Regions from separate parts of the Mus musculus genome. Here region 2 is linked to region 1. A link is a loop called in an ENCODE intact Hi-C map of the cell type or tissue named here. Cell type or tissue: gastrocnemius. All regions are shown on one strand. Each heading gives the region's core, and the rest is flanking DNA. Links, peaks and the distances in the headings are about the cores only. Region 1 has its middle 56 kb from the start of Zfp507. Region 2 holds the start of Gm42379 (a long non-coding RNA gene).

Region 1 (15,130 bases), core at 2,608-10,607:
AAACCCGTGATGCCAACACTAGGGAGGGAGGGAGGGAGGGAGGGAGGGAGGGAGGGAGGGAGGGAGGGAGGGAGGCGGGAACAGGAAGTTCATTGGACAAGCTCTGGGATCCGTGAGATCTGGTCTCAAAAATTAGAGAGGAACGGTAAAGGCAATCAGCATTGACTCTGGCTTCCATGTGCACATATGACATTTATACACAAACATGCACACCCCAGAAAAGACAAGACTCTCTACAGCAGTAGAAGTGTGTAGCTGGGGTAGACTTGGACACAACAAGGAATAGTTGCAAATGGCTGTGATTGCTGCCTGGCCTTGGCTTCCCTCTCCAGCCAGAGAAAGGGGCGTCAAGAAATTACCAATAGCGAATGGGTTCGGATGTAGCCCCAGTGGCCCTACACCAACTCATCATGTGAAAGTCCAGAAAACAAAGAGCAAACTGAGCTTATACAGTGAAAGCTACCCCGTGCTCAGGACATGGTGGGGGCATGTCCTTGAAGCAGAGCCCACGATTACCCCTGAGCCCCCATAGAAGGCTTCTCCCTCCCACTGCAGTTCACGGTCTCTTTAGAAGCAAGGCTACAAATTGCATGAAGAACAAGTAATTCAATTAACTCTATAGTCTGTGATGAAAAAAATAGGCCATTTTGCTAGCTCTAGTGGCGAACTAGTTTAACCCTGGCGCTCAGGAAATTCCCAGGCCAGACAGCATATTAAACCAGATCTTCAACTTAAGAACAATTACTGTCATTTATCAGCCTGAATAGCAATAACGCACAAATCGACAGCTTTCGGGAGGCAAAAAGCTAGCTAGGTGTAATGATATGCAAAACCACAGCAGTCTCCATTTTGAGCTGTCTCCATCCCATCAATACATCTCCAGCTACCTACAATTTATCAATACAAATGTGGTGCCCGATGAAGGCAAGACCAAGAAGATAAATATGAACGGGGTGAGGGAAGAAAGGGCTCAGAAATGTTTGAATTTTAAAATGATGAAGTGCTGACCAGATTCTTAAAGCATTTTACATGCAATGACCCGATCATATCAAGCCCTCTTTGAAAAGAGCAGAGAGAATAGGATTTTTTTTTTTCTGTCTAACCCAAGGTTGCAGGTAGATACTGCTCTCATTGTATTTCCTCTTCCTGGAGCATGTCTTTAGAAATGTGTGACCATGGAGGGCGCTAATAAAAGTCATATAATGATGCTAATTACAGCAATGGGTTTGCATGCAGCCTTCCCCACACCTATCTGCAAGAGTAACAGGAAGTATGATACCCACGTTGAATGAGGGGGAAACCAAGGCATGCCATGATTCATGTGCTCTCCACATCTGTCAGGCACTGGCAAATCCAGGGTTAGAATTGATTCCCTCCAAAGTCGTAGTCCACCAAGGACCCAGAGGGAACCTGAGATGCAAGCAAAATTGAGAGATAATGAGGAGGGGTGGGGCAGAGAGAATTTCACATCTCCAAACCAGATGAGGATATGTTTTTCAGTGGTGGCACACAGTGAGCACCTACTGTATGCATACTGCTGGCAAGATCGAAGAAAGGCCAATTTTGACACAGGTGTGGCTTGTGCTCCTGTCCGCACCCCTTTCACCCCCAGCCCTCCCAACCTCACAGTAATGTTCTTCTGAGTACCACCACTCAGTTGGAGGGAGGAAATAGGCTTTATCCACAGGGAATGTGGCAAGAGCGGTAGACACGGTAGAAAGCATCCCTATAGAGACAATAGGATCTCACCTGATACATGTCGGGCAAACAAATGGTCACTATCCTCTGGCCCAAAAGAGCCACCCTATTCCTCTGTTGTCTTCTTTTTCCAGCTGTTGCCACAGACTGAGTCAGACCTTCCAACAGCTCTATCAGTGACACTTACTTACCACGTCAACCCTGGAATATTGGAGTAACCTCTGGTTCTGACATGCAAACTCCTGCCCTTCCTACAAGTCATAACTGTAACTTGATTTTAAAGGAAACTGGTGAAAATTAAATAGATGTTTGCTTGTCTGTCTGTTTGAAAGAAAAGTGATCTGTCCATCTGTCTGTCCATCTATTTGTCCATCAGTCTGTCTGTCAGTCTGTCTGTCTATCTATCTATCTATCTATCTATCTATCTATCTGTATGTCTATGTGTTGTATGCATCACATGTGTGTATCCATGTGCCTATCTGAGCAGTGTGTGTGGATGTGTGTGTAAGTGTATATGTGTATGTGTGTGTGGGTATGTATATGTATGTGAATATATGTGTGAGTGTGTGTATATGAGTATGTATATGTATGTGTGTACGTGTGTGTGTGTGTAAGTGTGTGTGTGTAAGTGTGTGTGTGAGTGTGTTGAGTGTGTATGAATGTGTGTATGTGTGTGAGTGTGTGCATCTGCCTGTGGAGATCAGAGGTCAAAGTGTCTTCCTCTACCAGTCTCCACCTTGTTTTAGAAACAATGGAGCTTGCTGATTGGCTAGTATGTTCAACCAGTGGGCTCTAGGGAACTATTTGTCTTCATGTCACATACATGTACACTAACACATGACACACACATGCACACCAGCACTGGACTACGATTGACTCACACTCCTATGCTCAGTGTGTGTACAGGTGCAGTAAATAAACCTCGCATCCAGGACTTTATCTACTAAGCCATCTTGCAGGTTAGTTTTGTTTTTACTCTCATCTTGTTTTTTAATTAGAGAACCTCTAAATAACACCCACATAGCTTGTGTGGTGCATCATCACTATAATTCCAGCACTCAGGAAGCTAAGTCAGGACCGTCTCAAGTTCAAGGCCAATCAATACTGAGCTACATAATGAGACCTTGTCTTAGTGAGGCAGGGTAGAGGAGGGAGAGGGCGGGAAGAGGACGTTGAACCTTATTGTAGTCATTTGAAGGTGAATGATCCCCACTACTTGGTCCCCAGCTGAGGGACTGGTTGGGCAGGATGAGGAGGTGTGGCCTTGTTGGCGATGTGCATCGCCGGGGATGGGCTTTGAAGTTTCAAAAGTCCATGAACCAACCCCACCTCGTGCCTATGGTTCTCAGCTACTGTTCTAGTGCCATGTGTGCTCCGCTCTTGTCATACCACTCACCATGATGGTCATGGACTCCAACCCTATGCAAATGTGAGCCCCAAATAAACACTTCTACAAGATGCTTTGGTCATAGTGTTTGTCTTTTCATACCACTTGTAAAAGGATTTGGTGAACTGAAATCTGGTGTCTTCATTTTCTCCCCTTCACTACTATAATATATCCTGATGAAGTTTCCACTGACTCTAAATCTCCAAGTTCAGCCCCAATTCCTATGCAACCTGACACACTCACTCTCTCTCATTAGAAAATAACAGGGCACTAATATATAAACACAAAGCATATGAAATAAAACATAGTAAGAGAGAACAAAGACTAAGTCACCAAAGTTAGACAAGGCAAACTAATTGTCCTCAGTGTCCCCATCCTCACTGTCACTGTCCTCAGTGTCCCCATCCTGTCACTGTCCTCACTGTCCTTATCTTTGCTGTCCCTGTCCTCAGTGTCCCTGTCCTCAGTGTCCTCATCCTCACTGTCCCTGTCCTCAGTGTCCTCACCTCACTATCACTGTCCTCAATGTCCCCATCCTCACTGTCCCCATCCTTACTGTCACTGTCCTCAATGTCCCCATTCTCACTGTCACTGTCCTCAATGTCCCCATCCTCGCTGTCACTGTCCTCACTGTCCCCATTCTTACTGTCACTGTCCTCACTGTCCCCATCCTTACTGTCACTGTCCTCACTGTCCCCATCCTCACTGTCCTCACTGTCCCCACTGTACTGGCTAGTTTTGTGTCAACTTGACACAGCTGGAGTTATCACAGAGAAAGGAGCTTCAGTTGAGGAAATGCCTCCATGAGATCCAGCTGTAAGGCATTTTCTCAATTAGTGATCAAGGGGGAAAGGCCCCTTGTGGGTGGGACCATCTCTGGGCTGGTAGTCTTGGTTCTATAAGAGAGCAGGCTGAGCAAGCCAGGTGAGGCAAGCCAGTAAAGAACATCCCTCCATGGCCTCTGCATCAGCTCCTGCTCCCTGACCTGCTTGAGTTCCAGTCCTAACTTCCTTTGGTGATGAACAGCAGCATGGAAGTGTAAGCCGAATAAACCCTTTCCTCCCCAACTTGCTTCTTGGTCATGATGTTTGTGCAGGAATAGAAACCCTGACTAAGACACCCACCCTCACTGTCACTGTCCTCACTGTCCCTATCCTCACTGTCCTCACTGTCCCCATCCTTACTGTCACTGTCCTCACTGTACCCATCCTCACTGTCACTGTCTTCACTGTCCCCATCCTCACTGTCACTGTTTCTCAGTGTCCCCATCTAAGCTCTGGAGCTATTAGTATTTTCCTACACAGCCCTTATATATACATTGTCCATTTAATTTCCTCATTCTTGTGAGGTAACATTCAGAGCACATGCAGGTGAGTCAGAGAACAGGGGAGCAGACCAATAGGGACACATTCCATCGTGAACAAAGGACACGCCAGCTAGAAGGGCTGCCTGTGAAGAGAATGTACCAGCCCATGCATGTGTTAAGCTTTGGATTTAGGAGGAAATGTCAGAAGCTGACACCCTGTAGACCACCTGGGATAGCGGTCTACTACCCAACACTCAGACCAGCAGAATCCCAAACAAAGCTCATGTAGAAATGCCTTGTATGGCACCTGAATCAATTGCTTTAGCTCCCCAGACTGGGTATATGGATTAGATGTGACCGATCCCAGGTCCCTCCCTGGAGCATCAGAGCAAGGCTTGTGTGTGCAGAGATGCTCTTATGCACTCCACTCCAATAGCCATACTAAGAGGTAGATGTGCTCAGATGGTAAGATGCACCTCGCGCCCACTACAGAGCATGGGGAGCCCACCCCGGTACCCCTCCTCCTAGCGTACTTTCTCCCTCTCCCTTACCCTGCCTCCCAAAAAAAATATAAAATCCAGTCTTAGGTTGACCCCCAAATTTTTCATTCCTCAGACCAAGAAGCCCAGAGTTGAGTCATGAGTTTAAATACAGGACAGGGCCCCTTGTGTTGAATGCTCTGTGTTTTTCTACCATGTCTGCCCATGTCAAGAGAATGTGATACCGGCACAAAACTGGACATCTTCTGGAGATTAATTTTCTGTCCACTAAGATCCTGAATGTCATTCGATATGAACACCACCATGTGTCCAGGCCTCATGCATATTTTACATTTTTTTCACGACAAAGCAGATTAGGTAATTGCTGTAAGACATACAGAGATAGGGACACCAAACACATTTTAAGAAAACACTCAATGTTTTAATTAGTTATAGTTCTTCTCTCTTCATTGAACTTAATTTTGGTGTGTAGCTCAGTATTAGAGCAAGTGCCTAAAGAGTGAGACCCTAGGTTCCATCCTCTGCGCTGAAAACAAGTAAATAACTAAGTCCATATAGATGGTCTGTGGGAAAGGAAGACCCCGCACAGAGAGAGCAACGAGCACAGAACGCTGAAGTATCTAAAGTGAGTGAGCCTTTGCAAACTCAGGGACACTGGTCAGGCACACAGCAGCAGAGCCAAGAGCAGCTTTTATAGCCCAGACACAGCTCCCGCCGCCACTTCCTCTTTGGCTGAATAACGAAGCCACAGCCACACGCATCACCTGCCTCTTACATTTATCTCAGCACAGGCTGTACATAGGTTCTCTCTGCATTTTATGTCCTGTTTGTTTTTAAGGGTCAGTAAATGAGTAACCGCGTCACGTCTGCAGGTTGCTGTGCAAATGTTGATACATTTCTCTTCTAACCTTAGTTTTGTTGGGAGAGCTTGACCAGTGGATGACAGCAGGGACAGCATCTTCTTTTCCTCTGTAACCGGCCTTAAGCTGACTCAAGGCACCATTGTCTTAACAATGGACCACTTATCATTCCTTTTCTTAGGATATACTTATTTTTTGTTTTATTAATATAAGTGTTCTGCCCATGTGCTGGTTAGTTTTATATCAACCTGAAACAAGACCAACTCATTTTGGGAAAAAGAGCATTGAAAAAAAAAATGCCCTGACTAGATTGACCTGTGGACAAAGCTATAGTGCATTTTCTTAATTAGTGATTGATGAGGGAGGCCCAGCCCACTGTGGGTAGTGTCAGCCCTGGGCTGGTGGTCCTGGGTTCTATAAGAAAGCAGACTGAGCAAGCCATGAGGAGCAAGTCAGTAAGCAGCACCCCTCGATGGCCACTGCATCAGCTCCTGCCTGCAGGTTCCTGCTCTGTTTGATTTCCTGTCCTGACTTCCTTTGATGAGGAACTGTAATATGGAAGTGTAAGTGAACCCCTTTCCTCCCCAAGTTGCCTTCGATCACGATTTTTCATCATAGTAATAGATACCCTAACTAAGACAGTCCACATGTATGTGTGTGTAACTTATGCATGCATAGGGCCCTCAGAGGCTAGAAGGGGGTATTGTGTCACCTGGAAGTGGAGTTACAGATGGTCATGAGCTGCCATGTAGGGGCTAGGACTCAGGTCCTTTGCCAGATCAGCAAGTGCTCTCAACCACTGATCTGTCTGTTCATTTGGGGTTGTTGTTGTTGTTTTGTTTTGTTTTGTTTTTACCATATGGGCAGAGTGCATCCTAAATTTGTTTTCCCAAAGTAAGTACATTCAAGTGACTATTATTGAAACTAGGAAGTAGAACAGTATCTCTTTTGTGCCCCTGACAGTTGTGCCTTCACCCTGTAGTTACTGTCCCAATGTCTAACAACACACTTCAAGCTTTTCTTAGTTGGGGGATTTTTATATGTATGGAGTTTCACAGTGAATGCCACAGAGCCTAGATTTCTTTCTAAAGAGGTGAAGGAGTTAGGGTGTTGAGCCAAACACATTATATATATGTGTGTGTAAAATTCTCAATGAATAAAAAAGAGTCACTCAATAAACTAGTTCCTTCATTTTTCTTGACATTTAATAATCCTTTATATGAATACCCTGTAGCTTATATATCCAGTCTTTTCATGAGGATCTTTTGGTATTTTTTAATACTTATTTTTAAAAGATTTATTTACTTCTATCTTACATGTATCTTTTGCCAGCATGGGTTCAACCTGTCCATGCAGTACCCGTGGAGGCCAGAAGAGGGCATCAGAAACCTATGGAACTAGAGTTACAGATGGCTGTGAGAATCAAACTCAGGTCCTCTGGAAGAGCAGCCAGTGTTTTTAACCACGGAGCCATCTTTCTAGCCTCTTTTAGGTTAATCATAAACATTCTGGCACATGTGCAGACGTTTCTGTTGAGTTTCTCTGCAGGAAGAGAAATCTGAGGTCACATGTTCACCTTCAGTAGACAAAAATCAGGGCTTCCAATTTGTGTTTCCAACAACAAGACCACACTTCTGTATAGGTCATTTATTTCTGCTGCTAAGATTCAACTAAAGGAGTAGATGTGGACCATGGGTAGACAGCCAGAGGTTCCTTTGTAAATGGCAGGAATATGACCGAGTACAACCAGTGTGCAAATCAGTCCAGAGGCTCTTCAAAATATTAAAGATAGAATTCACATAGGGTCAAGCTAGGACACTCCAGGGTACACAAGCCAAAGAGCCAAAGGCAGATTACTAGGAAGGTCCCTGCAGACCCATGAATGTCAATGCCCATCACTGGAGGACCAACAGATAAAGGAAGTGCTAACTACACACACACATACACACACACACACACACACACACACACACACACGATGGAGTGTTATTCATGTATAATGAATGTAATTGCTTGCTCAGAGATGGATGGAACTGGAGGTCATCGTGTTAAGTGAAATAAGCCAGTCTTACTAAGAGATGCAACGTGTGTGTGTGTGTGTGTGTGTGTGTGTGTGTGTGTGTGTGTGTGCGCGCGCACGCGAGTGTTCCTCCTTTCTGTACAGGATGATGTCAGGGCAACATGAAAGTAAAACATGGACTCCCAGACGAGGAAAGAGGGAGGAAGGCAACAGAAGCAAAGAGCAGTGGATGTGATCAAGAACAATAAGAACACGCATGTGCACAAACGTCCAGAGAGAGCCCTCAGCTTGTGAAATAAATACTCACTAACGGAAGGATCCTAGCCTCACTTATTAGCTGTGAAGGTTGCTCTGGGGAATTTCATGCAACCTCAGATCCCTGACCTGTGAAAGGCCCATAATTGAATGTTCTTGAAAAAAACTCAAGTTAGGTTTTATGCTAAAGGCAACGTGTAGGTCTCTTCCAGTGCCCCTGTAGTCATCTGGCATTAGGGCAGCTTTCTCCTGGCAGTGTTAGCATAAAGGACACCAAGCTGGGGAGGCCTGGGCTACTGTGTTCCTTCTGAGCCTTCCCACAGTCTCTCTGACCCTCGGTTTTTCAAGCTGGGAAATGGAGAGGATAAGACTGCTCCATGGGAATTACAAGGATCTAAAGCTTTCATACAAAATTTAACAATTCACAAAGTTCAGCTTTTCTCTCCTAAGATTTCAGTTCTCTGCCTGTTCCGGTGAACCAGATACTTAGCATATCTAGAATGTCTGTGTGTCACCCTCAGAAGAAAGTTAACTGTTGGGAGAGCAACTGTCAAGCTGGCCTTTGCTGTAACCCTTATTACAAGGACCTGAAGACATAGAGCCCACTCAGTTCATGTTACAGATGGGGAAACTGAGGCCGAGGTCTGTGTTGGCACCAATGGTTAGTAGCACAGCCAAAGCTAAGGCCAGCTCTCTTGCCAAATCCCAGACTGGTTCTTTAGTAGCTTTGTATAAGCAATAAATTGTATTGCCCGTGTTAATGAAGAGTCAGTTTATTAAATGTCATCCAAGTGGTAGGGGAAGAGTTAAAGTCGCATTTTATCCATCTGTTAATTAATCAAATTTTGCTAAACTTTAAAACATAGAAACGGGCAAATAACTATCTGCATTTAGGTTTCAAATACTATCTCACTTTCAAACTATTGGAGAACTCGAGCCTCCAGCCCTGCCAGGAAAACTGATATGAGCCTTACCCCCCTGCCAAAAACAACCGTACGGCCAGACAAACATATGAGGCGACTGTTTACACACCCTGAACGGCAGGCAGTACTGGACTTTGAAGAAAAGCAGGCACCTGAGATGAACCCCGTTAGTTCTCTGGCTTCTTCTTCTGATAGCTTTCTCTCAATGTGCGTAAGTGCAGAGAAGCACAAGGTACAGTTGCTATACTGTCATGAGCAGGTCGGCATAGGGTTCAGGTTCCAGGGTGATGAAGAGGCTGTGTTTCATGGAAAAGAATAATGAACAATGGACAACTTCATAAAGAGAGGCTCTAGAACTCTCTAGAAGACCTGGCTGAAACACAGGAAGGCTTTTTTTTTTTTTTTTTTTTTTGAGCTGTAAAAGCCAGCAGGTAGACGTCATTTAAAAAAAAAAAAAAAAAAAAGGCACTGAAGGCACTGAGGTGTGGGCCATGCTAGAGACCTGGCATGAAGTCCCAGACCTCCTGTGGAGATCTCATAAAGACCATGAGTTGGGTGAAGAAGTATGAGCGGCACTTTAGACCATAACCAAACACCACCATAAGGCTCCATTTAAAATTCAATTAGACGGGGCTGGAGAGGTGGGTTAATGGTTAGGGCCTGTGTTGAGTTCCCAGCACCTACACAGCAGCTCATAAGCATCCGTAACGCCAACTCCAAGAGATCTAAGACCCTCCTGTGGCCTCTGAAGGTACCCACATGAGGCTCACAACCATCTTAACCCCAGTACCAGGAAATCTAATGTCCTCTTCTGACATCCCCAGGCACCGAACCTACTCTCAGAACTCATGCAGGCAACATATTCATACATAAAATCAATAAACTAAAAATCAATCTTAAAACAAATTAAACCAGTGATTGTCAAACTTCCTAACGCTGTGACCCTTTAATACAGTTCCTCGTGTTATGATGACTCCAAACTAAAAGAATTGTTTTGTTGCTACTTCATAATTGCAATCTTGCTACTATTATAAATTGTAAATATCTAATATCCAGAATATCTGGTATGTGACCTCTGCAGGGGTTGCGACCCACCCACCGGTTGAGAACCATTGAATTAAGCCAACCTTAATGGAGAAAAAAACAGACCACTAAAAAGGCTACTGTTTGATGAACTCTTGAAAGAAAGAGTATGGGAGAAACACATCTTCAATCCCAGCACTTGGAGTAGAAATAGAAAGATCACGAGTTCAAGTCTATCCTTGGCTACTTAACAAGTTCAGGGCCAGGCTCAGCTAAATAAGACCCTGTCTCAAAATAAACAAGAACAACAACAACAAAAAAAAAATACCCTTTAAGGAAAGATGCCGTACTTGGGAATCACCTCCATCCCTGAGTTTGTTTATGCATCCATTATAAAATCGGGGGTTACCAACTCATGAAAGTTGTCCACTGACCCCACACACACTTGTGCCAAGGCATGTGCTTACACACACACACACACACACAGTGGGGACAGAATATCAATGAATGAAAGAACAAATGCTCTAGGTTGGAGGCTCAGAGAGTTGGCTTAGATTCTTGAGCTAGAATCTGTGACTGCTTTTCAATCATTACCTGAGCATCCTCACATATGTTACTTAAAGTTACCCGGGCAAGCCACTTTTCCACACTTCATCTCCCACATCCACAGCATTGGTAGAACCCACAATGCTGACCCACAGTGACCATACCAAGAGTCAGTGTCCCCTGTGAACTCATAAGCTTGGTCACCAGCTGTTGGAACTATTTTGGGGGACCTCGAGAAACTTGAGGACATGGAAGCTAGCTGGAGAAAGTTGGTCTATTGGGTGGGGCCTTGAGGGTATAGCGTCCCATTTTCTGTCCTGCTTTCTGGTCGCTGTCCAAGGTAATTTGACTAGCTATCGTCTGCCACATGCTTCTGACCAGGGGCACAGGCCCAGAGACCATGGGCTGAACCCTCTGAAATCATAAACCACCATGCATCTCTATCTCCCTTAAGTTGTTTTTGTTGGGAATTTTTGTAATATCAAAAGTTCATAATATTAGCCTTCAGGAGTGCAGGGTTAAAATAGTGCCTAGAACAGACCACATGCTACTTTTTGAAGGTCTCCTTAATATGTGGATTGTTTTCATGGGCTTCAAAAGGAAGACATTACCTAGAAGGGAGAATTTGGTTGAAGCAGCCAAAATTCAAACACATTCGTTTAAATCCACCACTCTTGTGAACACTGGAAGCCACTGGCCCACAGGCAGCACAAGACTGCTTTCAGCTTAGTCAACTTGAGCAGTTTCCAATGTGGCAATGGAAAGTAACCTCACAGACAACACTAAAAGGCAAATGATGAAACTGGGTCAAGCGTGCTCCAATTGAGGGCATTGACGTGGATCTACTTCCTTTCACGGTAAGAAATACAGAGGAGCAGTGCATGAAGGACTGCCGGTCAAGGAGTATTATTCGTGGCCAGAGCAGGCAGTGCTATCGGTGACACAGCATCAGAGATGGTAGAGTCTGGCCTGAAGCTGCCGCTGTGCCTCTGGGAAGGGCAGAGTCAGGAAGGGGGCCTTCCTCCATCTCTCTTATGAGGGCAGAGGAGACAGGTTATCCATCACTACATCATAATGCTCAACCGGCGTGAAGTCATAAAGCCAGCAGTGAGACAGATCTGTTCCAGCGTCAGCCAGCTCACACATCCCTCCCAAACTCAAAGATGGAGGCAGAATGCCTGAGCAACCCTGTGGAGCAGCCACTTACAGGAGGGACTTCTTGAGCATAGACTGCCTGCCCTGCCTGGTATTATGTATAGTGTCTATCTGGAAACCCCACAGATTTATTTGTTGAAATGCTTAGTGATGCTCAGTAGGTGGCGCTATTTTGAGAGAGTATTAGAATTAGAAGCCAGCCTTTGTTAGAAGTAGTGGGTCTTGGGGGTCGGGGGTGGGAGGTCCTCGAGGGTATAAGATCCCTGGCTGCTGATCCACTGTGAAGTGAATAGCTCATTGCCTCATCACATCCCCAATCACCGTGATCCTGTCCAAGCCCCTGGGGCCAAGCAAACATGGGCTTAACTCTGAAACTGTGAGCCAGTATCATGCCTTCCACCAGAACTTGTGTCTGTCAGGCTTTCCATCATAGCATCCAAAGGGTAGCAAGCACACCTGACAAGCCTACCGGATCCAGGAGAAGGGGGCATAGATACATGCCTGCCAGCATACATAATAAATGTGGATCAAGAGCCTACTCCACACCATGGCTGCCCTTAGGAGCATGAAACCAAGGATGACCCCAGTCATGGTGGTGCTGAGCTTCCAGTAAAGGTACTGAAGGACAGCGACAAGCTTAAGCAGCGGGCGTGTTGCATAGCACGTTGGAAAAGCACTGAGCATTCGGGAAAGAAAGTAGAGGAGTTGGGTTATTTGGTGGGGGTAGAGTGGGCTGCAGCATTTAGGAGGGCAAAGTAGGATAAAGCGTGGGTTCAGAGGAGAGAAAGAAGGTCTCAGGATCAAAATATAGGGCAAATCTTGGGTTCATGGTCATATAATAAGAACCTGCGGCAGTCCCTCCCCCGAATCAATAGCTTAAGCAGAAGACCTGTCATCCACAGAACTCTTAGAAGAAAACACAGGATATAGTTCCGTGACATAGATTTAGCAAACACCTAAAACACAGAAGGAAATACAAATCGGTCGGAATGCATACAAATTTGAAAGCTCGGGTGGACACGAAGAGCAGCCAACTAAAGCATGTGTGACCAAACCTGACAATCTCTGAGTTCAAGCCGCGTGACCCACGCGGTGGAAAGAGAGAACCAACGCCTCCAAGTTGCCCTCTGACCTCCATATGCATGCCATAATATTCTCACACACACAATCAATCAATCCATCGGCTTAAAAGATTAGTGGTAAAATTATAATGCACTGAAAGTTATCATCAAGCCAGGAAGCAGTTAGACCCAGCACTCTGGAGGCAGAGGCAGGCAGAGCAAGGTCAACCTGGTCTACAGAGTGAGTCCCACGACATCCAGGGACACACAGAGAAACCTTGGGTTGAAAAAAGAAAAAAAAAAGGAGGAGGAAGAGGAAGAAAAGGATGAGGAAGAAGAGGAGGAGGAAGAGGGAAGACGAGGGTGGGGATATGTAGTAGAAGGGAATTGACAAATGATAAATCTGTTGAGTGTTTAAATGCAGAACACTAAAATAACTCCAAACAAGAGCTCACTTTGAAAAACAGGCAAATGAGTTAACTAGGTTTTCTTCAAGGAAGACCAATAAAATGGGCAACACACGTGTTGCAAGGTGTTCATTACTTCTCACTAGGGAGCTGCTAATCACAGTCACAAGGATGTACTGCCTCACACCTGGGAGGATGAACTGTGGGCGAGCTGCACAATGGTAAAGCCACAGGAGCAAAACAGTATGAAGACCAATTCCTCATAATACAGATAATAAAATTACTATCCGATATAGCAATGTCTCTTCTGGGTACATGCCTAAAAGGATAGAAAGCAAGACGTGCGTGCGTGCGTGCGTGCGTGTGTGCGTGTGTACAAGTATGCCACATGTTCACAACAGCATTGTTCACAATAGCCAGAGGTGAACCCAGAGGAATGGATAAACTAAAGTCTGTCCATACAGTGAAATATTACACAGGCCAGAAAAAAAAAACCCACACATATGTTACATGGATGAACCTCAGGACACTGTATAAAGTGATATTATCCAATCACAAAATACTGTGGTATTATTCCACTTCTAGGAAGTCGTTGAAGTAGTCAAGTTAATAGAGACAGGGGTAAACTGACAGTAGCAAAGATCTGGGGATGCAGAGTTACTGTTTAATGAGTACAGAGTTTTGGTCCCAGATATGCCATGTTCTAGAGAAGATGGTGAAGCTTGCATGCCCTAGCACTGAACGATCTGCTTTAAAATGATTAGGATGGGGGCTGCGTAGTTAAAAGAACTTGCTGCTCTTGAAGAGGACTAGAATTCAGGTCTTAGCATCTATCCAGGGCAGCTCACAATTGCCTGTAACTCCAACTCCAGGAGATGCAATGCGCTCTTCCGGCCTCCATAGGCACCTGCACACACATGAGCATGCACACACAGATACTCACTATTTTTCTTTAAAAATGTAAGGTTAACATGGCCATTTTTATGTTACATGTATTGAGTGCAATCTTAACAAACAAGGAGAAAGAAGGGGGATGTTTTGAGTAGCCGCTGAGGGAGGGAGACTTGAATTCAGGCAGACAAGCAGAAGGCAGTTGACATTGTGTTTGTGTGACACAACCACACCCCATCCCCAGACTTAAGGCCCCATCAGTGACAGTGCATATGACTGCAGGCATATCCCCATGAGGCTAGCTCCTTGTCTTAGGGAGAATACACACTACTGCACTGAACCAAAATTCCAGAAGTCTCCAGAAAAGGGGATGACCCCAAGAGTGCAGTGCTAGGTCTAGACTGAGACACCCACAGCCATTTGCCAACGAGATATGAGCTTGCCAGGAAAGCTTGAGGAAACAAAACCCCAAGCCATGCTCCACCAAGAGCGAGGACCTGGCACCGTAAGGCTCCACAGGCTGGATGGACTGTTGATTTGCCAGCCTTGCTCATTGCTTCACCATCAGCCTCCAGAGTTGGCTGATAATGAGGTCTCAGACATACCAGAGCCTGAACTGCAAAAGACGTCAGTGAACCGCTGATCTCACAGAGGAACAAGAACCCAAAAGCAAAAGAAGGGAATTTTTAGGCGCCTTTAGAATCTGCCCATATTCTCATGCGGTGAGCTGATCTAAAGGATTGCATGTTTGGAAAGGGAAGAGGTAGCCAAGAATCATGCTCCTCCCGGGCAAACGAAGCCATGCACTGAGATGTGGTTGGATCTTCCTTGCATGGGGTCCTGGAAAGGCTCTGGAAGTCCCCGGACACAGCTGCTTTTGTGCCCATGGGAATTTATAGGATAGGAGTAAAATGCTATAAAGCAGCGCCCACAAGGACCCTCCCATAGGCAGAGGACAGAGGACTCAGGAAGTCAGGGAGAAAAAGATACTTATCTTTGAGCCTGGGATTAACATACACCCTGGACCTCGGAGAACAAATGAGGACCACAGCTATTGCTCATCCCCGTGCCCCTCCAGAGCCTCCAACAGGGGCATGG
Region 2 (15,130 bases), core at 4,803-12,802, 200 kb after region 1:
AAGTGTGTGCCTGGTGCTCTTGAAGGCCAGAAAAAGGCCTCAGATCTCCTGGATTGGAGTGACAAACTGTCATGTGGGTCCTGGGAACTGAACCCAGGTCCTCTGCAAGAGGTGCTCCTAGCCACTGAGCCAGCTCTCTAGCCCCCAGGGCACCTTGTGTAAAAACCTAGCAGTTACTGTTCAGACTAACCGTTTTACTGTGCGGATATGAAATAGCAACAGAAAACCACGACAGGATGAACGGTGGGATCGCTGTCACAGGATGCTACCACGCTTGTTTTTGTAAAACATGGAGGCATTCGGCAGCAAACTTGAACGCATGGAGTTGGCATTGGTGATGCACACAGAATTCCTGTTAAACACCTGTGTTAAAGAGGCTGGGACAGGAGGAGCCCAAGCTTAAGCCTCTATCTCAAAAACCAACAATTCTTGCACGTGCCCAGCAAGAACGCCGCTGCAACAGGATACTTCCACACACATTTATTGGGAGAGCTTGATTGCAGAGGCGAAGAGACCCCAAGCCCAGCACTGGCGCTGCTTATATAGGCCTAGGAGAGGCGTGTCTCACACCCGGATTGGTTATGCATGGGATGGCACATGTGGCTTCCCACAAACAATCACAACAACAAGAAGTGATACAATTCCCAAGCCTGGCCTTTCTCCATCTTCCTGTGTGCTTTATACACTACTGACTTTGATATCTTCAACCCACGGACCACAGTATTGGCCAGGGTGACCGCAGCATGTGCTGATTTAAGGATCAGCGACAAGGACTGATGTGATGGAGAAGCATTTTGGGCCCAATGGTACCGAGGCTGTGGTGTTCCTGGACCTCAGGGGCTTGTGGGGGTTGGGGGAGGGGGAGGAGTCTTCTTTCCAGACTTTCCAACCCCTATCTCCCAGGTTGAAGAGCATCATAGGAGGAGGGGCAGAGGGATGTGAGGGCTGGAGGATGGGGAGGAGGGCTGGGCAATGCCATCTTCAGGACAGGCCCTGGCACTGCACCCATGGACTCGGCAGCATCTAGTTCTCTGCACAGGATCACTCAACAGACAGAATTAAGTGGAAAGAGAGATGGGGAGAGTGTGTGTGTGTGAGAGAGAGAGAGAGAGAGAGAGAGAGAGAGAGAGAGAGAGAGAGAGAGAGGGAGAGAGAGAAAGAGAGAGAGAGAGGAGGGAGAGAGGAGAATATGAAGGGGAGAAGGAATCATTGGGGTGCAAGGGAGGAGTTGGGGGCTCCTGAGGGGAGTTGGGGAAGTGTAAGGGAGAAGTTTGGTATACACACAATCAAATATATGGTTTACATGAATGAAATTATCAAAGAATAAGTAAAAGATACTCTGTTAAAACGCGCACGCGCGCACACACACACACACTCAGGGTAAGTGCATAGAATGAAATAACAGATGATGGTTAGGAAGTTGCGGAAACTAGAAGGCAGATATTCCTTGATTGAAGGATATGTGTGTGCCTTTGAAGGGACACCTGGCCTCTGGTCCTCTGTCCCTCTGCTTCCCAGCTGCCATTCTCTGAGACACACACATTCTCTGTGATAACTCGTCTCAGGCCCAAAGCTGTGCATTCAGTCAACCACGAAACCTTGGGAACCATGAGTTCAAATACATCCTCCTCTGAGTTGCTTGTATTAGGTATTTTAACACAAGGGAAAGCTGACTAACACAGAGACGGACCCGGCTTACTAGATAAATTAGGTCCGTGTTCTTTGTCTTAAAGCTCTGACTTGGCTGCCTCTTCCTTCTGAGACATCTCAACCAGAAGACTGTGCAGGGGTCGCTGCTGGGAGACTCCACCTCTTCAGTGGGAGACACAGAGAGAAGCCAGCAACATGCACCATGCTCACTAGAGCTCCAAGGACTTCTGCACAGAGCCAAGCCCCATTTATCCCATCCTGGCACTCCATGACGGTTTGAGGTTTCAAGCCAAGACTCACTTAAAAGGAGAACAAACCCAGATCTGAAAGTGTGGGCCAACACCTAGGACCCAGAACTATACTGGATCAGTGTATTCAGTAAGCACTTCATAAATGTTTAACTGAGTATTCAGGCATCAATATAATAGCACTCTACAAAAAGCAGTAGCTCCCCCCCCCCCCCCGCTGGAGATAAGAGCAAAATATGTTGATAAAGATCATATTAAAAATATATCAATACATTTTCCCCCTGTGGCCTGGATATCTGTGTCCTGTGTTGAAATGCTAGATTCCCACCCCTGCACCCCCAAAGTGAAGACATTAAGAGGTAGGGAACCATCAGAAGGAAACTAGAACATCATTAACACATGACCTCTGGGGAGGGGATTAGGGCCTTATGGAAAGGGGGGCAGACTGAAGATGCAGCTTAAAGACAGAGTGCTTGCCTAATGTGCACAGGCACGAGGTTCTGAGTTCAAATCCCCAGCACCCTTGTAAAACAAAAACAAAACAAACAAACAAACAAAAACAAAAAACTCTATTGGGCTGGAGAGATGGCTAAACAGTTAAGAGCACTGTCTGCTCTTTCCAGAGGTCCTGAGTTCAATCCCCGGCCATCACATGGTGGCTCACAGCCATCTGTAATGGGGTCTTGTGCCCTCTTTTGGTGCACAGGTGTACATGCAGATAGGGCACTCATACATAAAATAAATAAATCTTAAAAAAAGAAAAAGAGGCATGCTGTGCGTTCTGTAAGCACAGTACAGCAGGATGGAAAAGCACAGATTCTGAGAACTCAGCTGCTCAGGCTCAAGTGGAGAGCTTGCCTCAAGAGACGTCCAGGGAGAGCCAGAGGAAGGCAGCTGATGTCCTCCTCTGCTGCCACACACTCGTGCATGGGTATGCAAGCACACGTGCATACATGCACACACATCACATGCATACTGCACACTAGACACCACAGACAAACCCACTACACAGCGTGCGCGCACACGCACGCACACACACACACACACACACACACACACACACACAATCCCAGACACAACAGACAAACACCCCAGAGAGCACACGAACCACAAACACACAAGAGAAAATATGTAAACTGATCCATACGTGGACCTGGCTCTGTAGACATGACAAGACTCCACATAAACGGCGTCAGTTGAAGTGACACACTCAATTAGGCAGCTAATTATCCTGAAGCTGTATTGATGCCCTGTTTGAAGCAGCCCACCACCCCCTCAGACTCCAAACAGACTCGTGGGTCGCCTCCCTCAGGGAGTCAGGCGTGCAGAGAAGGGAGGTGGCTGTTAATCAGGCTCTGGGCCTCCTCCCCTCCCACTGTCCTTGTCACTCACTTCCCAAGCAGCTCCCTTTGAGAATCCCTGAAATCTGAGTGTTGAATGCGGATTTCAGTCAGGGCTCGGAGCAGAAGTTGCTCTGCAGGCCCTACCATGACGATGACAGCTGATCCTTCTCATCGCTAAGGGTCATCTTGGGAACTGTTCTTGCTAAGCCTTCGGAATCAGGGCCTGGCTGATGGAGTCTATTAATGGCCCCGCTACAACTCACCTGCGCAGGCAGTGGCTCGGGTCCCTGCTCCGGGTATTGAATTATCAGGTCATTAGACTCAGATTAGTTCTTCATACCCCTTGGACAGAGACGTGCTAATTTGGATTCGTAGAACTTTGTAAAATCTTACAAAGTTCTCAGGCAAGTGACATTAGGCTTAGTTTCTTAATTTAGTGTTCTATCAGCAAGACAAGTATGTTGGCATCGGCTTCCTGTGGAAAGCAGACTCCTCGGTCAGTGGGCAAGTGACTCTAATCAAACGGTTCTCTCTAGGCAGGGGGCTTTGTGTATCTGTGTGTGGTAAGTGCTGGGGATTGAACCTAGGACCTTGTATATGTTGGGTTGCTAGGCAACCAGTCAACTACCACTGAACTATATAACACCAGCCTCTTCATTCACTTAAAAGACTTTAATTTTCTTATGTACATAGGTGTTTTGCCTGCATATATGTCTATGCACTATGTGTGTGCTGGTGCTCAAAGGCGCCAAAACAGGGTGCTGGACGCCCTGGGACTAGAGTTACAAATGTGAGCTGCCATGTGGGTACAGGAAGTGAACCGGCATCTTCTGTAAGAGCGGCCAGTGCTCTTAACTGGTAAACCGTCTCTCGGACCCTTAAAAATGATCTTTAGATTTATTATTTAATTTTGTGTATATGAGAGTCTCAGCTGCATGTATATACTTGTACCACGTGTATGCCTGGTACCTAGAGAAGTCAGAAAAGGGCTCTGTGTTCCCTGGAGCTAGAGTCACAGGCGTTAGTTCTGGGACTTGATCTGCAAGAGTAAAATGTGCTTGTAACTGCTGAAACATCTCTCCAGCCCCAGGGAATTTTTTTTTTATTTTATAGAACTTTTCATTTTTAGCCATATGAACATATTTTTATTCAAAAGTTAAATATGCATGAAAGTCAATTAGCTGTTAATTGAAGGAAAGCAAGGCGTGTTACAGTGATTTCACATTCATTTAATAATTCATTATTAAAAATAAATCCATTATTTTGTAAAGACTTAGCTAACGTGTTTAGATAAGTAAAGTAATAAGGAATTAACCAGCTTGTTCCTTTCAACCTTTCATTTGAAATTTATTTAGCTAACTACTTACTTAGTCATGTTGTTGTTGTTGTTGTTGTTGTTGTTGTTGTTGTTGTTGTTGCAATCAATGGGTTTCCTGAGCTTCTTAGCTAGCACAGGCAAGGGGTCACTTACAGAAGCGTAGGTGACCTTCAGCTGCATCACGACAAAGTCGCACCCCATCATGGGTGTTAACCTCAAGGAGGGTACGTGGGGTTCTGCTTTGCCTAGCTTGTCACTTTCCATGTGGCCTATAGAATCCCGGGTTCATGTCTGTCATTTGAACTAGATTTAACCCTTCAGAAATACTGAAATAAGGATGTGGTAAACCCCCACATTGCATTCTTTGTCTTAGAGTTTTTGTCGCTGCGGCGAAACACCATGACCAAAAGGCAAGTTGGGGAGAAAATGGTTTATTCAGCTTACAGGTCCAGATCACTGTTCATCACTAAAGGAAGTCTGGGTGAAGCTGACACAGAGGCCATGGAGACTGCTGCTCACTGGCTTGCCTCCCCTGGCTTTCTCAGCCTGCTTTCTGCTAGAACCCAGGACCACCAGATCAGGGATGGCCTCGCCCACAACAGGCTAGGCACTTCCCCCATTGATCATAAATTGAGAAATGTCTTATAGCTGAAATCTCACGGAGGCATTTCCTCAACTTAGGCCCCTTCTTCTCTGATGACTCTAGCTTACATTGACACCAGCCAGTACACTCTTCATTTTTTTAAAGATTTATTTTTAATTAGTGTGTATGGTGGTGGTGGTGGTGGTGGTGGTGGTGTGTGTGTGTGTGTGTGTGTGTGTGTAGGTCTTGTGGGAGGAGTGGCCATGTTCATTAGTGCAGTGCCACAGAGACCAGAAGAGGGTGCCAGACTCCAGGGAACTGGGGATTACAAGCAGTTGGCTATGGGAACTGAACTCAGGTCTTTGGCAAGAACAGTGTACACTCCTAACCACTGAACCATCCTTCCAGCCTTGTCTTTTGTTTTGAGACAGGTACTCTCGATGTAGCCCTGGCTGTCCTGGAACTCACTCTGTAGACCAGGCTGGCCTCGAACTCAGAAATCTGCCTGCCTCTGCCTCCTGAGTGCTGGGATCAAAGGTGTGTGCCACCATGCCTGCCCTCCTGCCTTAAGCATTCTTGAAGCTGACATTTTTAGAATCTGAGCATGCTGTTTTACAGACAGCCCCTTGATTTGGATTGTTCCGTTGAGTCCCCACAGTTAGATTAAGTTCTATGTCTTTGGATTCTGACAGGCCCTTTGGTACTTACAGGAAATGAGCCCTTTGTCAGGAGACCCATGGTGTCAGCTACTCCTTCATTGGCCATAAAATTGGAACTTTTGGTTAAAATGGTCTCTGGCAGATCTCTCCACAGAGAAAGTTCTTTTCTCTTCTCTTCTCTTCTCTTCTCTTCTCTTCTCTTCTCTTCTCTTCTCTTCTCTTCTCTTCTCTTCTCTTCTCTTCTCTTCTCTTCTCTTCCCTTCCCTTCCCTTCCCTTCCCTTCCCTTCCCTTCCCTTCCCTTCCCTTCCCTTCCCTTCCCTTCCCTTTCTTTCTTTCTTTCTTTCTTTTTTTAGATTAATATTTTTTTTTAAAGATTTATTTATTTATTATATGTAAGTACATTGTAGCTGTCTTCAGACACTCCAGAAGAGGGAATCAGATCTCGTTACAGATGGTTGTGAGCCACCATGTGGTTGCTGGGATTTGAACTCTGGACCTTCGGAAGAGCAGTCGGGTGCTCTTACCCACTGAGCCATCTCACCAGCCCGTAGATTAATATTTTATGTGAATGTTTTGCCTGCATGTATGCATGTGTACCACATGCCTGCCTGGTGTACTTCAGAGATCAGAAGAAGACATTAGATCAGTTCCCCACCCCGGAACTGGAGTTACAAATGGTTGTGAGCTGCCATGTGGGTACTGAGAGTCAAACCTGAGTTTTCCACAAGAGCAGCCAGTGCTCTCAACCGCTGAGCGTCTCTGTGGACCCCCTGCCCCTCCGTGTAACGAATAAGTCTTTTGAGGTGATACAGATATGGACGTCCTGTCCTACAACACCCTAGTCAATGGCTGGTATAGTCAGGGTCTTCAATGTTTCCAGAGGCTGAACATTTGTTTCTCAACCAGCAATGTTCAGAAGTTCGACTTTGGGGGAAGCGATTGGATCATGAGAGCTCTGGTCATCCCAAAGGATTAGCCTATGGATGGATTCACAGCTGAAAAGTTGTTGTTGTCATCATTGTTGTTGTTGAATTCTGTGTCTGTGTGTGGTTTTTTTTTAATATTTAATTTTATATGAGTACACTGTAGCTGTCTTCAGAAACACCAGAATAGGGCATTGGATGCCATTACACCACCATGTGCTTGCTGGGGTTTGAACTCAGGACCTCTGGAAGAGCAGTCAGTGTTCTTAGCCACTGAGCCATCTCTCCAGTCCCCAGAGCCCACGGAGGCAAGAAGAGAAGAGGATACCGTGTCCCCTGGAGCTGAAGCTACAGGCGGTTGTGAGCCTTCCAGTGTGAGTGCTGGAAACTGAACTCCAGTCCCCTGCGCTCCTAACTGCCCGAGCTAGCTTTCCAGACTCCAGCCTCAGAGCTTAACGGACTGTTGGAAGGTGTTAGGAACACGGGTGTTGAAGGACTTCGAGGGAATGTGGGTCATTGTGGTTCTAACCTTCGGAAATAGATCTCGTTCCTGCGGTCTCCCCTCCCCAACTTTGATCTTTCTCCCCTTCCTGGCTGTCATGAGCTGAGCAGCTAGGCGCCATTGCGACTCCCCACCGTGATGGTCTATCTCACCACAGATCCAAAAACAAGACAGCCAAGTGACCATGAATGGAAACCACAAGTCAAAAGCAGCTTTTCCCCCCTCTAGTATTCTATCAGTGCTGGGAAGCCGACTAACACAGAAAACGACTTAGCATTTGTCACACTCAAATATGAAATCTCTCCCGGAGGATCATGTGTTGAAATAGTTGGTCCCCTGGCTGGTGATGCTGTTTGGGGGAATTTGGAACCCTTAGGAGATACGGCCTACTTGAGGGAGTTGGGTTCCCTCTCCTCACTTCCAGACCAAATGCTCTTTGTGTCCTGTTTTCCAGGGCAATGTGGCAAGCTGCTACAAGCTCATGTCTCCATAGGTCAAGCTACCCCGGCCACCATGCTTTCCGCATCATGAAACCATGAGCCAAGACTCGCCTTCTCCTTCCATTGCTTCAGTCAGGAATCCTGTCATCCCGAGAATCCCGAGGAGAAAGGTAACTGATACAGTGTCTGCCAGAAAAGTTTGCTTAAGTCAACTACACGAAAAATAAAAGCTATTTCTTGAGCTGGAGAGAGATAGCTCAGTGGCTAAGAGTGGTGGCTGCACTTGCAAGGGACCTAAATTCAGTTTCCCAGCACCCTTGTGGGGTGGCTCACAACAGCCTGTAGCTCCAGCTCCTGGGATCTGTCGCCCTCTTCTGGCCACTATAGGTACTGCACTCAGAAACATGCCCACAGAAACACAGCTTTTCAAAACTAAAAAAATACCTCTTCTTTTCTTTTCTTTTCTTTTCTTTTCTTTTCTTTTCTTTTCTTTTCTTTTCTTTTCTTTTCTTTTCTTTTTTCTCTTCTTTTCTTTTTTCTTTTCTCTTTTCTTTTCTTTCCTTTCCTTTTCTTTCCTTTCCATCCTTCTCTCTCTCTCTCTCTCTCTCTCTCTCTCTCTCTCTCTCTCTCTCTCTCTTTTTACTGTATTAGCATTGTTTGTGAGGAGCTGTGGGGGCTATGTATCATGAGCTATGGGGGGCTATGTTTCATGACTGATATCATTCTTGTTGCTCAGATTTGCCCCATAGAAAGTTAAGCGTGACGGATATGGTGGCTCATGCCTTTAATCCCAGCACTCAGGAGGCAGAGGCAAGGAGATCTGAGTGTGAGGCTAACCCGGTTCCAGGACAGCCAAGTCTACACAGAGAAACCCTGTCGCAAAAGAAAGAAAGAAAAAGAAGAAAAAGAGAAGCAAGTTAAGCTAGTCCTTTCACCATGTTTCCATTAATCCTGAGTATGTTCAAGTTTGATTTGTACACATATATGTAGTTTCTGTTTTTCTCCACACTGGAATCCATCATTCCGATGTAGCCTTGGCTCCTTTTAGGAAAGAATTGTGCTTAGAAACCATGATCGGGTGTTGGGTTTTTGTGGATTGTGGTGTGCATTTTGGGGGTGCTAGCTGTGGTTCCGCACCTTCCGTTCCCTGCCTCTCAGCGTGTCCAGATGCCACTGCACACCGGGCTGGACGGATGAAGCAGAGTCTGGAATGGATGTGGTTCTGCAGGGTCCCGGTCTGGCTGGGAGTAATGGCGACGGGTAGGGGAAGGCCTTGTCCAAAGATCTTAGTGTTACAGCTCTTGTAGGCAAAGGCTTCTCTGATGATCTTCAATGAAACAGCTCTCTTGAAGGATCTTAGTTTGTGTGCACAACTCTTTTTGGGGTGGGCTTGTACACACACACTTTATTCGGGGTGAACCACGGCTCTATATGGACTTTGCAGAGGTGGGAAAGAGTTTCAGGGTAAATGAAAATCGTTGGCTGGAGTTTTAAAGTTCTGTGAATGCCTCATTTGTGCGGAGAGACATTCCAGGAATCCCGGGTCCTTGCTGGGGAAGTACTTTTAGAGATAGGAAGCTGAACCTGTAATCTCTCCAAGGCCAGGTGACATTCTGAAGCTACAGGGTACAGGGGTTTGGGGCCCCTCAGACGAGGTCAGAGAAGGAGAAGCCCTGCTGGTAAAGGAAATCCTCCATTTTGCACTGAGCTCAGTGGGCTATCTGGACAATGGTAGATTTCGACCTTAATTAATTAACAATGGGTTGCAAGCCTTCACCACCACCACCTTCAAAACATCTACCATCATTCGCCCTTGTTTTTTTTCTCTCCACTTTCTTTGGTTGTCAAATCTTTGAGGACTATGAAGCCCTGACCCTGTCTCCACGGTCTTTAAGGGTGTCAGTGTCATCTCTCTCCCACTGAAAGGGGTCACAAGCTGCTATTTTAGGGACGGATGAAGAAAGGAACCACAGGGGATCATTTCCCAGTCAGATGTTTTCCCCAGGCTGGGGGAAGAGGAGGAATTCCATCTAATACAAACATCATTTGAATTTTAAAATGCAATGTCTAATTGCTACTTATGACTATAGTAAAAATTGATTTTATATGCTGTAATTGTATGGTTTGAATATGTAATCAGAAATGCAAAGTTTGATGCCTTTGGTTTTAATTTACATAACTAACATCTCTCAGCTCACTTATTTCAGCGGTGTCTAGGTAGGAACGTGTTTTTCTAATTAGTGATCAGATGCACACAGTAGGTCAAGATCTTCTAGGGGTTTGGATTACCCCAAATGATGTAACTTATTTCTTGTCATTATTGTGTCTGGCCCTTACCTTAGTCATAGAAAAACATCCCAACAGAGCATTGATTCTTGAATTCCTACGTGTCTCGACATTTAAATAATCTTGGCAGGTGCAAGGTCAAACTTTCCTACTGCCTAACACACTTTAGAAAAAAGATTAAAAAATTTAGCTTGAGGGCCAGAAAGATAACTTAGTGGTTAAACACATCTGCTGCTGTTTCTGAGGACCAGGGTTCAGGTCCCAGCACCTACATGGCTGCTCACAGCTGCTGCCTGTAACTCTAATTTCAGGGACAATGATGCCCTTGTCTGGCCTCAGAAGGGAACTGTATGCAAGCACACACATACACACACATACATACACATACATATATATACACACACATACACACACATATACACACACATACACACACACACACACATACACACACACCCCAGTAAATCTTTTAAAAGTGTAGCTTTTAGCAGTTGTTTTACTCTAGTGTTTTGATGAAAAGTACTTCATTCACAAGCAAGAGGTTTAGGACATCTCACGATTCCCACAGAAGTAGGGCAAGACACGGGATGCCTGTCTCTCTGACCTCTCTGCCACGGTTGGTCTCGACAGCATGTTTGCCTGGGTTAAGAAGTCCACTAGAAGGGCTGGAGAGTTGGCACGGTGGTCAGGAGGCTGGCTGCTCCTGTGGAGGGCTGGAGTTTGATTCCCAGCACTCACACGGTAGCTCTCGGATACCTGGAACTCCAGTTCCGAGGGATTCAGCACCATCTTCTGCCCTCTGAGGACATTTATTGCATGTACCTGGCACATGCATACACTCAGGTACACACATGTAAAATAAATAATTAAAAACCAAAACAATGATCAGGTCATAAAGGCTCTGAATTGATAGGTAACTTAGTCTACTTATGAGAAGACCGTTAGGAGACCTTAACCACAGGCTTTCCCACCCATGGCCAAGTTCACTAAGTAGCGACTCTGAGTCTGATTTGTGAGTAAATGCTTAGGCCATATGCCTTGCCTCTTTCCCACTAGCTTGTAACTCACCTCTCTCGTATAGTCTATTCTAAGTCCTGCCATGAGGATAGTCACCTCTCCTTCAGTTTCGTGTGACTGTCTCCATCAGCATTTGGGGCAAATCCTCGCCTCACCTGGCTCTATCCCAGAATCCCCTCTCCCTGCCAGAACTCTCACCTCCTATCTCCTGCCTCAGCGAATAGGCCACCAGCTTTTTATTGACCGGTGATGCTTCACATACACTGCACCAAAGACTTTCTCTGCAGGAGATAGTGGGACAGGAGCAGCCAGGGCTGCTAGAGGAAGCAAGTCCCTGGGTCATGCCCTTGGGTACACTGTCTTGTCTCGGTCCCTCACTAGTTCCTCTGTGTTCTACATCCTGCCTGCCTGCGTGAGTAAAACCAGTCCTCCATGCACTCCCTGCGGTGAACGACTGAAAATCCGGGCTCTTTTGTCACTCACGTTGTTTGCGTCCGGTGTTCTGTCACAGCAGAGTCTGACTGGCACAGTCTCTGGAGCAGCCACCAGAAGATGCAGGGATCTGGGGACAGGCTTGGATCCTGAGGGCTCTGACTTCGTCAGTGAATCTGTCCACTGACAGCACCGTAATTTCATGGACTAATAGGGGACGATGGAAACTCTGGAGGTTGGAGGGTTCTTGGAGGCTTGGACCCAGGAGCTGTATCTCATCCCCAGACTCTTCCTCTTGCTTTCCCCCTCCCCCTGGTCACAATGAGGTACCCAGCACACACCTGTCACCAAGATGCTTGGCTTCAGCATGGGCACCCTGAAGTGGCAGACAAATGATAACCACAGAGTGAGGCCGTGGACCAAAATTAGCTTCTCCTCCTATAAGCTACTTCTCTCAACTATTTTGTCGCAGTGCAGAAAGCTAAAGCGCAGACCACTGAAATGCCCACTTTTTATCCAAATATTTCATAATCACATAATCTCATGATAGATTACACTATATATAAAAATATCAAAAATAAAAAGCTTGTGTTATATATGTATATATACTATGTTTTATATATGTATATATATAAAACACAAACTTGTGTTATATATAATATAATAATATAATATTATATATATATAATATTATTATAATAATATAATATATAATATAATATATGTAACACATATAAAACACAGGCTTGTGTTATATATATATGTATATAACACAAGCCTTTTATTTCTGATAATGACTTTTTTTGTTTGTATGTTTTCATCCAAGCACACTCTCTTGGGGGAAAAAAATCGATGGTATTCTTATGAAGAAAAACTAAAAATTGTAAGCTAACCACAAGAATACAAACAAAGGTCTAAATGATATATGAAAATGAAAGGATATAGAGGCAGACGCAGAGCTTTTAATTTTAGAAAACAATTAATTCAAGCCAAAATCAACTAAGGAGGGGCTTCTAATTCTCCAAAACATTCGATACCTTTTGTTTTAACCAGCCATAGGTGATTGTCCTCCTAGGAAAAGAATGTGTGTTGAGGGACCGGGAGATGACTTGGGCTTGAAGCCCTTGCAGCCCAACTGTGAGGTCTGGAGTTGGGATCCCCAGAACCTACTAGATGCTGGGTGGGTGTAGTACCCCACCTATAATTGCAGCCTCAGAAGGTAGACAGGAAATTCCTCAAAGCGAGCTCTACCCTCCGTAGTGGGTAGCCACATCGGTGAGCTCTGGGTTTGATTGAGAGACCTGCCTCAGTGACTAAGACGGAAGGGTGATGGAGGATGATGTGGAATGTCTCATTCAGCTTTCACATGCACAAGCAAACACTCGTATGCAAGCATGCATGCACATGTATACCACACACACACACATACACACACACACACACATACACGGAAATGGAAAATGAGGGGGTGGTTAAAGAGCATAAGTCCAAAGAAAGAGGACATGTAAGTGATGTCACGCAGGTCACATAGCCTTGTTAAACTCCAGCCCTTGTGTTTACAATAGTCTGGTTTCTGAATGCATAACTTTACTGACGGTCTACAATCGTCATTATTTAACTGGTATATTGAGACGGTGGCTGTTGCAACACCAGTATGCTTGGCCTTTGGTGCGCACCAGGAATTTGGGTAGATACAGAGGAGGTGCCACCTACAAGCTAAGGGGGAGAGGTCTCGGAAGAAAGCAAGCAGAACCGTGAGAGAATCGATTTCCCTTGTTACATCACGTAGCCAGGGGCTCCTTAGCAGCTGAGGCGACCCAAAGGTCTCACCCAATCTTCCTCAAAAGGTAAACTGGGGACGCTGCTGCTGTGGGTGGCTGAGTGGGCTGGGGGCTGTAGAGAGGAGGGGAAAGAAGAAGAGTAAGCCAGCCAGCCCCTTGCTCATCTGGGAGGTTTCTGAGGAAGGAGACCCCTATCGATAGCCCGCCTGCCCACATCTTCCATTTTGTTTCTCCTCAGTCAGTCTCCTCCAGGGGTAGATGGGTCCGTGAGTGGAGCCTGGGAGATTTCACTAGGGAATGGGGATTGGGGGCATTTCTGGAACTATCTGCTTGTTGAGCGTCCATCTTTTCAAGAAACATAACAAGCACATCTCCCCTTCCACCGCTCTAAATGTGCTTGCTGATTGACTCATTGATGTTAATAACTTTTGATTTGGGGTGCTAACTGCAAGATAAGAGGGATGACTTTAATTCACAAAAAAATAATAGGTAAAAGCATTTGGTCCTTTTCCACCGCGTTTATCTTGATACGAGAGCTGTGCATGTATATACATATATTCATATGCGTACATTCCTGTGTGACACAGTTGCCTTAATTATGAATGAACACATAGATGTAAGAAATCTCCTCACACTGAATAGTAATTTTCTCTGATTTACAAAGTGAAATTGAGATCAATAGCTTGTATTTGTTCAATTTTTGCTTTTTTTTTTTTTTTCCAACATTGGGGAACCAAACCCAAGCCCTGCACCTGTCAGGCAAGTGCTCTCTCATCAGGCTACCTGTCTGCCCCTTGGGCTTTTGAGGGCAGGGTCTCACTATGTGGCTCAAGCTGGCCTTGGCTTACATTGTAATCTAGGCTAGCCTTGAAATTCAGGATATTCCTGCCTCCATTTCCCTCATCATTCTGGTGTAACAAGTGTGGGCATTAGACCGGTTAAATGCATTTCTAAAAATCACCTTAAATTTAAGATTTCTTTCTGGACAGATCAGAGTTATGAGATTTAAATATCATGGGGGGGGGGGGTCAAATGGAACAAGGTCAGGGCTGTGGCAGAGGAGCTGACCGAGCCTTGATGCTTAGAGCTGATTCTGAGTGCTTGTCACTTGTGCTCCCGAGGACTGAGTATGCCATCGTACACTGAGTGGATATAGAATAGCTCATTTATCCATCCATCCATCCATCCATCCATCCATCCATCTGCCCATCCATCCATTCGCCCATCCATCCATGCATGTAGTGGGTTGGTCTGATGCTGCTTGTATTTCAATACTAAATACTGGCTTCTCAACAAGTACCTGGTTGCCCCCAGCAAGCAGATCCTCACCGACATCAAGTGATGCTATGTGAACCTTGCTCCCCAATTTAACTGGTCAATAAAAGGCTAGAGCCTGTGATTGGGCAGTGGAGGGAGAGAGGTGAGACTTGAGGATCAAGTGGGGCGGCGGGGATAGGGGGAAGTTGCAGGTAGAGGGAGGAGAAGAAGAAAGAAGACAGACGGCAGCCACAGAGGGCGGCCACCATGAGAGGAGATAGACCATGAGCACGTGGCCAGGAGAAACAACATGTGACAAGCATGTTACAGCTGGAGAATAAGTAGAGCTCCAAACTGGCCCAAGTGAGGCGTATGGCTTATAAATAAAAATATCTGGCTTCTATGTCTTGTATAGGGGCTAGCTAGGATTCTAAATTCCTTCTCCACATGCATTCATTATTTTAGATTTTAAATTGAGACAGGATCTTGATATGCAGTCCAGACCTCAAACTCCTGATCCTCTTGCCCTGGACATGTAAGTGCTAGGATTACAGGCAGGCATTGCCACACCTGTCTATTTATATGTTTACATATCTATGTCTTTCTGGGTTGCCCAGCCTGGTCATATAATGTGGTCTAAACCACATAATAGAGTAAACACTAATTTTCTGTGGCTGTGCTAAACACCGT

Evidence for each region. Peaks named below come from ENCODE experiments on the same cell type or tissue, not always from the same donor. Only the 100,000 strongest peaks of a DNase experiment are listed, where the experiment ranks them.
Region 2: a loop joins it to region 1, with 2.4 times the contacts of the local background. A loop is called at or near these places in 8 of 42 quality-filtered maps.

The regions. Positions count from the first base shown.
Region 1 is chr7:35,851,799-35,866,928 of GRCm38, reverse strand. No RefSeq gene overlaps it. Among named protein-coding and RNA genes, the nearest start is that of Zfp507, 56 kb to the right of the region's middle. In gastrocnemius, for the core only: a CTCF peak has its summit at 7,123 (motif pointing right); a DNase peak (open chromatin) is centred at 7,119; H3K27ac peaks cover 1,069 bases.
Region 2 is chr7:35,652,265-35,667,394 of GRCm38, reverse strand. It overlaps Gm42379 (a long non-coding RNA gene), which reads left to right and starts at 7,055. Exons shown (of 3, transcript XR_881965.2): 1 at 7,055-7,099; 2 at 7,682-7,837; 3 at 8,404-8,980. In gastrocnemius, for the core only: a CTCF peak has its summit at 8,037 (motif pointing left); a DNase peak (open chromatin) is centred at 8,029.